Regions from separate parts of the Homo sapiens genome. Here region 2 is linked to region 1. Evidence: chromatin loops called from intact Hi-C (ENCODE). Cell type or tissue: mammary epithelial cell. All regions are shown on one strand. Links, peaks and the distances in the headings refer to the core of each region. The heading gives the core; the rest is flanking DNA.

What was found. A loop is a pair of places that touch in the nucleus more often than their neighbours do. Peaks named below come from ENCODE experiments on the same cell type or tissue, not always from the same donor. Only the 100,000 strongest peaks of a DNase experiment are listed, where the experiment ranks them.
Region 2: a loop joins it to region 1, with 4 times the contacts of the local background. A loop is called at or near these places in 3 of 110 quality-filtered maps.

What each region holds. Positions count from the first base shown.
Region 1 is chr17:82,875,351-82,878,153 of GRCh38, reverse strand. All of the region lies in intron 14 of TBCD (tubulin folding cofactor D), which reads right to left. Among named protein-coding and RNA genes, the nearest start is that of ZNF750, 37 kb to the right of the region's middle. RefSeq lists an enhancer at 1,502-2,701. In mammary epithelial cell, for the core only: CTCF peaks have their summits at 1,278 (motif pointing left), 1,842 and 2,608; DNase peaks (open chromatin) are centred at 1,293, 1,833 and 2,583; H3K27ac peaks cover 2,500 bases.
Region 2 is chr17:83,082,571-83,085,373 of GRCh38, reverse strand. It overlaps METRNL (meteorin like, glial cell differentiation regulator), which reads right to left. Exons shown (of 4, transcript NM_001004431.3): 2 at 51-436. Among named protein-coding and RNA genes, the nearest start is that of METRNL, 4.4 kb to the right of the region's middle. RefSeq lists enhancers at 74-601, 1,501-2,059, 2,060-2,619. In mammary epithelial cell, for the core only: no CTCF peak of the experiment used is centred there; a DNase peak (open chromatin) is centred at 1,553.

The sequences.
Region 1 (2,803 bases), core at 188-2,687:
CCTGTTAGTGGCCTTTATCCCACACTGCACTTCCTGGCTTCCAAATGTGAGATGTTCACATCGGAGAATGCTGTGGAGGGTCTAGAAGAACTCCACTGGTTTTGCAATTCTTCTTTAAGTCTAAAATGAGTTCAGAATTAAAAGCTATTTTGGAAAGCAACTAATTATCTAAAGATCTTAAAAGACCCAGGATTAGTATCTGGGAAACTTTCTGTTAACACTGCTTTCACTACTTGAAACTGAAAATTTTGACTTTAATTTCAGAAAAACTCTATGAACAGAAAAGCACTCCATTTTCCTCTCTATACTCTTTATAACAAACTATAGCCTAAATAAGAAGAGAAAAATACTGGTTTAAAATTAAAGGGAACTCACGTTACATTAGCACGAACGTTTTAAGATCAATCCTATTTCAATACATCATAATGGCTTTTGTTAATGATATCTTAGAAATCATTAAACTGATCAAGACATATGAATGTGATCTTCTAATAACTAAAAGTTATATAACTACAGCCGGGCGCAGTGGCTCACGCCTGTAATCCCAGCACTTTGGGAGGCCAAGGTGGGTGGATCACGAGATCAGGAGTTCGAGAACAGCCTGGCCAACACAGTGAAACCCTGTCTCTACTAAAAATACAAAAAACTTAATCGGGGGTGGTGATGCGCACCTGTAATCCCAGCTACTAGGCAGGCAGAAGAATTGCTTGAACCCAGGAGGCGGAGATTGCAGTGAGCCAAGATCGCACCACTGCACTCCAGCCTGGGCGACAGAGGAAGACTCCGTCTCAAGAAAAAAAAAAAGTTATATAACTGCTATTTTTAACAACAAATGGCAGTTTATTCTAAATCTTTTCAGAATGCATAGAAATGTGTGTCATATTTACCATATGAACAAGAGTTTCATTTTTTGAAACCTGTAAAGCCACGTGTTCTAGGGAAAAATATGAATCAAGAATTTCTGGTTTCCTTTAACATTTGCCACAAGAGGAACACAGGCTTCTATCTTTATTGCCGCCGGCTCCAGCCAATACTACTGAAAGGTCACATGTTACACTGAATTCTTGAAATGTGTTATTTGTTTAAATTACTATATTTAAAGTGTGGAACATTGATTAATGAAGAAAGAATGGAAAAAAGAGAAGAAACTTAAAATCATCTACCATCCTCACCAAGTCTAACCCTCTAAGGTTACTGTTGTTCAGTCCACTTCAACAGCTCCGCTCAGGCAGTCAGACCGGCTGACAGCAGGAGACGCAGGCACTCCCGGCTCCCTCTCCCGGCAGTACTCAGCAATTTGGACACAGACCACAGGGCTGCAGCAGGCAAAGCTGGCCTCACTTCAGCCTGGCCCACTTCAACGAAGCTGGCTCCTGCCATGAGAAGTCAAAATGGTTGCTGTTGCGTGTATATTTTACTGAACCTCACAGAAAATACAGCAACGCCTGAGAAACGCTGTTTTTAACTAAACACAGACTCCCAAGTTAATTCGACCAATCAACTATATATGGACTTACAACAAATTTAACACTGTCCTGATTTGGACATTTATTAAAACGGCTCTATTTTCTCATTCTCAGAACAAAACTGGCTCATCGAGAAATAAATACAAACAGGTTTAATGATGCTAGTTAAATATAAATATAAAAGCTCCTTCCTAAAGGACTACTCCAACAGGACACCCAACGTCCCACGTGGGCCTCTCAGTTTCCCTTCGCAGGAACACCCTGAGTGAGTCACCACGTTCATCTACCATCCCCGGGAACCTGGAGAGAGACACTGCGAGGCCGCGAGAAGGGCCGGCCTGTCTGCGCTGAAACGTGCCCTAGGTGTCCTCGCCCGTTTGCTTTCGCTGGAGAAGTTTATGTGATACTTCACCAGGATTTCCCAACACAGAGAAATGGTCTGTGTCAAACAGAAAGGGATTCTCTTTCCTGTCCGAGTCAAGGGGAAGTGCACGCCTCGACTTGTCCCAAGCTCCAGGCACCTCATTTTCGGCAGGTACAGCAAAGTGCAGACCTCACCCCAGCTCAAGTTTTCTTATTTATATAATATTTTATAGCAATAAAAAGCCAAATACACTGTTTTTACCTTAAGAAACAATAATTCTGTGTCATTTGAAAGTCAGACATTTAAAAAATATCAGACTAGTAATTTGTTATTTAGCCATCCTGTTTTTTGAAAGTTGCAAATCATATCGGACCTGCCTATGGCTGAATTTTCCTAACCCCCAAGAACCAAAGCTCACACTAATCAACACAGTGGTAAAACACGAGAATTTTTTAAGTGCTTTCGAGTCACACCTGAGCTGACGTGGAGGCAGGATTTGCCGGGTTTCACAGGGTTAGGACTCTGCTCGGTAATGGCCACTTAACTTTTCTTGAAAAACACGTGTTGTCTTCCCCTGGAAGCTGTGCCACTGAGCAACACCGGTGAGGGAGAACAAGACGTAGCTCTGAGCAATGCCTGCCATTTCCTGATTTTCCAGGACAATCCTGCCCCCGAGGAAGAGATCTCGGATCTGCAGGCCTCGGCGGATCCTCCCTGGGCCGCGCCGCTCAGCAGGTTTGCTCGAGGTGGAGGCCGAAAGTCAGAGGCTGCCCCCTGGCAGGGGAGGGCCCCGTGGCTGCCTGGGCGGAGCTGATGTCAACATGAGCTGCTTACAAAAGAGTTTCAGGTGAGGAAATCACTGGACACACAATGGCAGCAGCAGCAGCGTAGGGCTCGGCTTTCTTTTCCTTCTTGCAAATTAGACTGTGATTACTGGTTAGGAGGGATTTTGCAGATAACACATAACCACTCT
Region 2 (2,803 bases), core at 193-2,692, 210 kb before region 1:
AGCCCCGTGATGACGAGGCCCGCCGCCCCCGCCCCAGGCAGGACACTCACCAGACAGCTCGTGCAGGTCCGACGCCCTGTGCCTCCTAACCAGCTCGTACTGGAAGCCTGTGGTCCTCCGGCCGATATCCTGCTGCGGCGTGGCCTCCACGAACAGGCCGCCCTGCTCCAGGCCAAAACACTGCACCCGGCCGGGCCTGCCGTCCCCGTCTGGTACCAGCAGTCTCAGTTCTCCAGTTTTTTCCAAATAAATATTGGCCCCCGAGGAGTCCGTGAAGGACCTGATGCACACGGTCAGGTGCCGGGCAGGCGAGAAGGTGTTGGGCCGCAGGTTAACGATGAGAGCACCTGTTGGGTACATCCACTCCACGGCACCCGCCGCACAGCGCAGATACACCTGCTCCACCTCCTTCCTGTGTGCCTCGTGCGTCAGCCCGCTGCAGAGGAGAGACACTGTCAGCCAGGCCCGGAGCTCCCGTCACACACCCCACCCGCACCCACAGAGAGTCAGTGAGGACGATACCCGCTCCAAATGATGGCGGCTCCTGGACCCACCCGCTGCCGGCCACAGGTGCCACACGGACCCCTGCCCGTGAGGCAGGCCGGCGCCATCTCCGCCCTTCGGCACAAGGGCCCCACCCAGTTCCTTCCAGTGCACCTGCACCAAGAGCCATGGTGGGGCGGGGCCGAGCTCCCGGGAGTGCAGGCGGTGCTTGTCCCCAGGCCCTCCAGACACCCTCCAACACTCAAGAGTCTGCGCCTCTGCTGCCGTAGCGTCAAACACCAATCTCTGCGATGTCCCTGAATCAGGGTGGCTGGAGGTGCTGGGGCAGTGGGATGGAGCCCCAGGGAAGGGATGGATTCCTCCAGAATATCACGGAGTATCACAGGAATGCCAGCAGGCCCTGTGTACCAACCCTGGTTCCAGATGACCACGAGGGCTGGGACGCTAGAGGTAAAGCGAAGGTGGGGCCCCACCACGTGTGAAGGAGGAGCCCTGGGATGCAACCTGCCCAGAGAGCAGCTTTTAAGTTAATCCAGAGTGTTGGCAGTTTGGGGGGAAGGAGGTTGTAGATGAGTTTTGTCTTTTAGCACCTCATTAAGCATAGATGTTTGTACATTTCTCAAAGTAATGACTTGACCGTTTTCTGCAAGCCTGAAGACCCTGCACTGCCGACGGTATTTGTAAATATAAGCTATCATTACAGCAAGACTCACCACAAAAGCGAGGCGAACTTCCTCCACAGGGTGAGTAGTGTGTGAGTAGCAAGCTAAGTTCACCCTCATACATGCTAAACAGAAAAAAATGAAGTGTGCTACACTCTTGGAGAGGCAGGTCCTGAGTAGAAACAGTTATATTTTCAAGAAACTGAAACATCAAAACCCTCACGCTTCTCAACACTTTAACGTAAATGCCAGCTCGTGGCTAACAGCCACGTCATAACCAAGTGGGCCTGGAACTAACCCGGTGACTTCAACTAAGTGTTTTATTACGCAGATCTCAGACAGGTTCACCCACATTCTTAGGATTTTTATGTGAAATAAGCAATGCTGTTTCCAGAGCCCTGGCCTGAGCGAGTCACCAGAAACCCTTTCTGCAGCAGAGAAAATGCATCACATATGGTTTGCATTTACCGCTGGTGACTCACACTCTGGGCCCCCAAACCTCACTCTTCATAGGCTGCAGGCCACATCAGAGGGTGGTGTCGAGGGTGCACCCCTCCTCACCCTCTCCCCACCCCGACAAGGCCCCAGGTCACGAGTGGCCAGGCCTAGCCGGCTGCCAGGATCACACACCCAGAACAGACTCACAAATTACAGCCCATAAAGCTCACACAAGCTCATCTAACACGTGTGTGGGCAAGGGCACGATGATCGTGCTGTGTGGAAACTGGACTCGGTGAGTGGCTGATACACTCAGCTACAGTCAGCTCTCTTCTTATGCAGCCTCATCGTCACGTCTCTCCCTCCCGTCTCTGGCATCGAGGCCACTGTCCTCCTGCCCGTGCTCAGGCACCGAGCCTCGACCCTCTCTCCACATACACCGTCCTGACACGTTGCCTCCCTCTCGGGGAGTCCTGAAGGTCGAGGGAGCGGGCTCTGGTCACCTCTGACAGCACTGCCTTCATCTGAGCAGGCGAGGGGAACAGCCACAACTCAGCTGGGGACAGGCGGCCAACCCACCTCTGCCCAGGAGGAGGCCGACTTGAGCCTGGGGGCCGTCCTGGCCTAGCACATGCTACCCGCATCTGGTGGGCACGCCTGGCTCCACCCACTCAGAAGACACTGGGCAAAAAGAGGAAGAGGACAAAATGAAGGTGGACACAGAAGAAAGAAGACACCCGGCTACCCCGGCCTTCACCTGACGTCTTCTCAGCGCACTCAGACGGGTCTGCACCCAGCACAGGGCCTGCTCCCCTCTCCTCTCACATTCTCCCGAAACATCCAGACCAACGGGACTCCAACCAGACCCGCTGACGTAGGGATTTTCACATTAAAATCAGTAGCACATGATGCGCAAGACCCGTGTAGACAAAAAAAGTTAAACGATGCATCCTTCAGCCTGGGACCCAGCAGACCTCGGCACGAAGTCCGAGACTCATGGTCTGTGCTGGTTCCTACCAGAAAATCGAGTGCCTCAAATCTCTCACCTCCAAATATCCAGCACCTCAGCAAACCTGAAAACAGAGTCTGTTTATGCAAAATTGCTGGCATTGCAAAAATGTGACCTATCTTTAATGGTCATGGATGAGGGCATTTTGTGATTTTCACGTGAGATGCAGGTGACACAGTTCTGCTGTGAT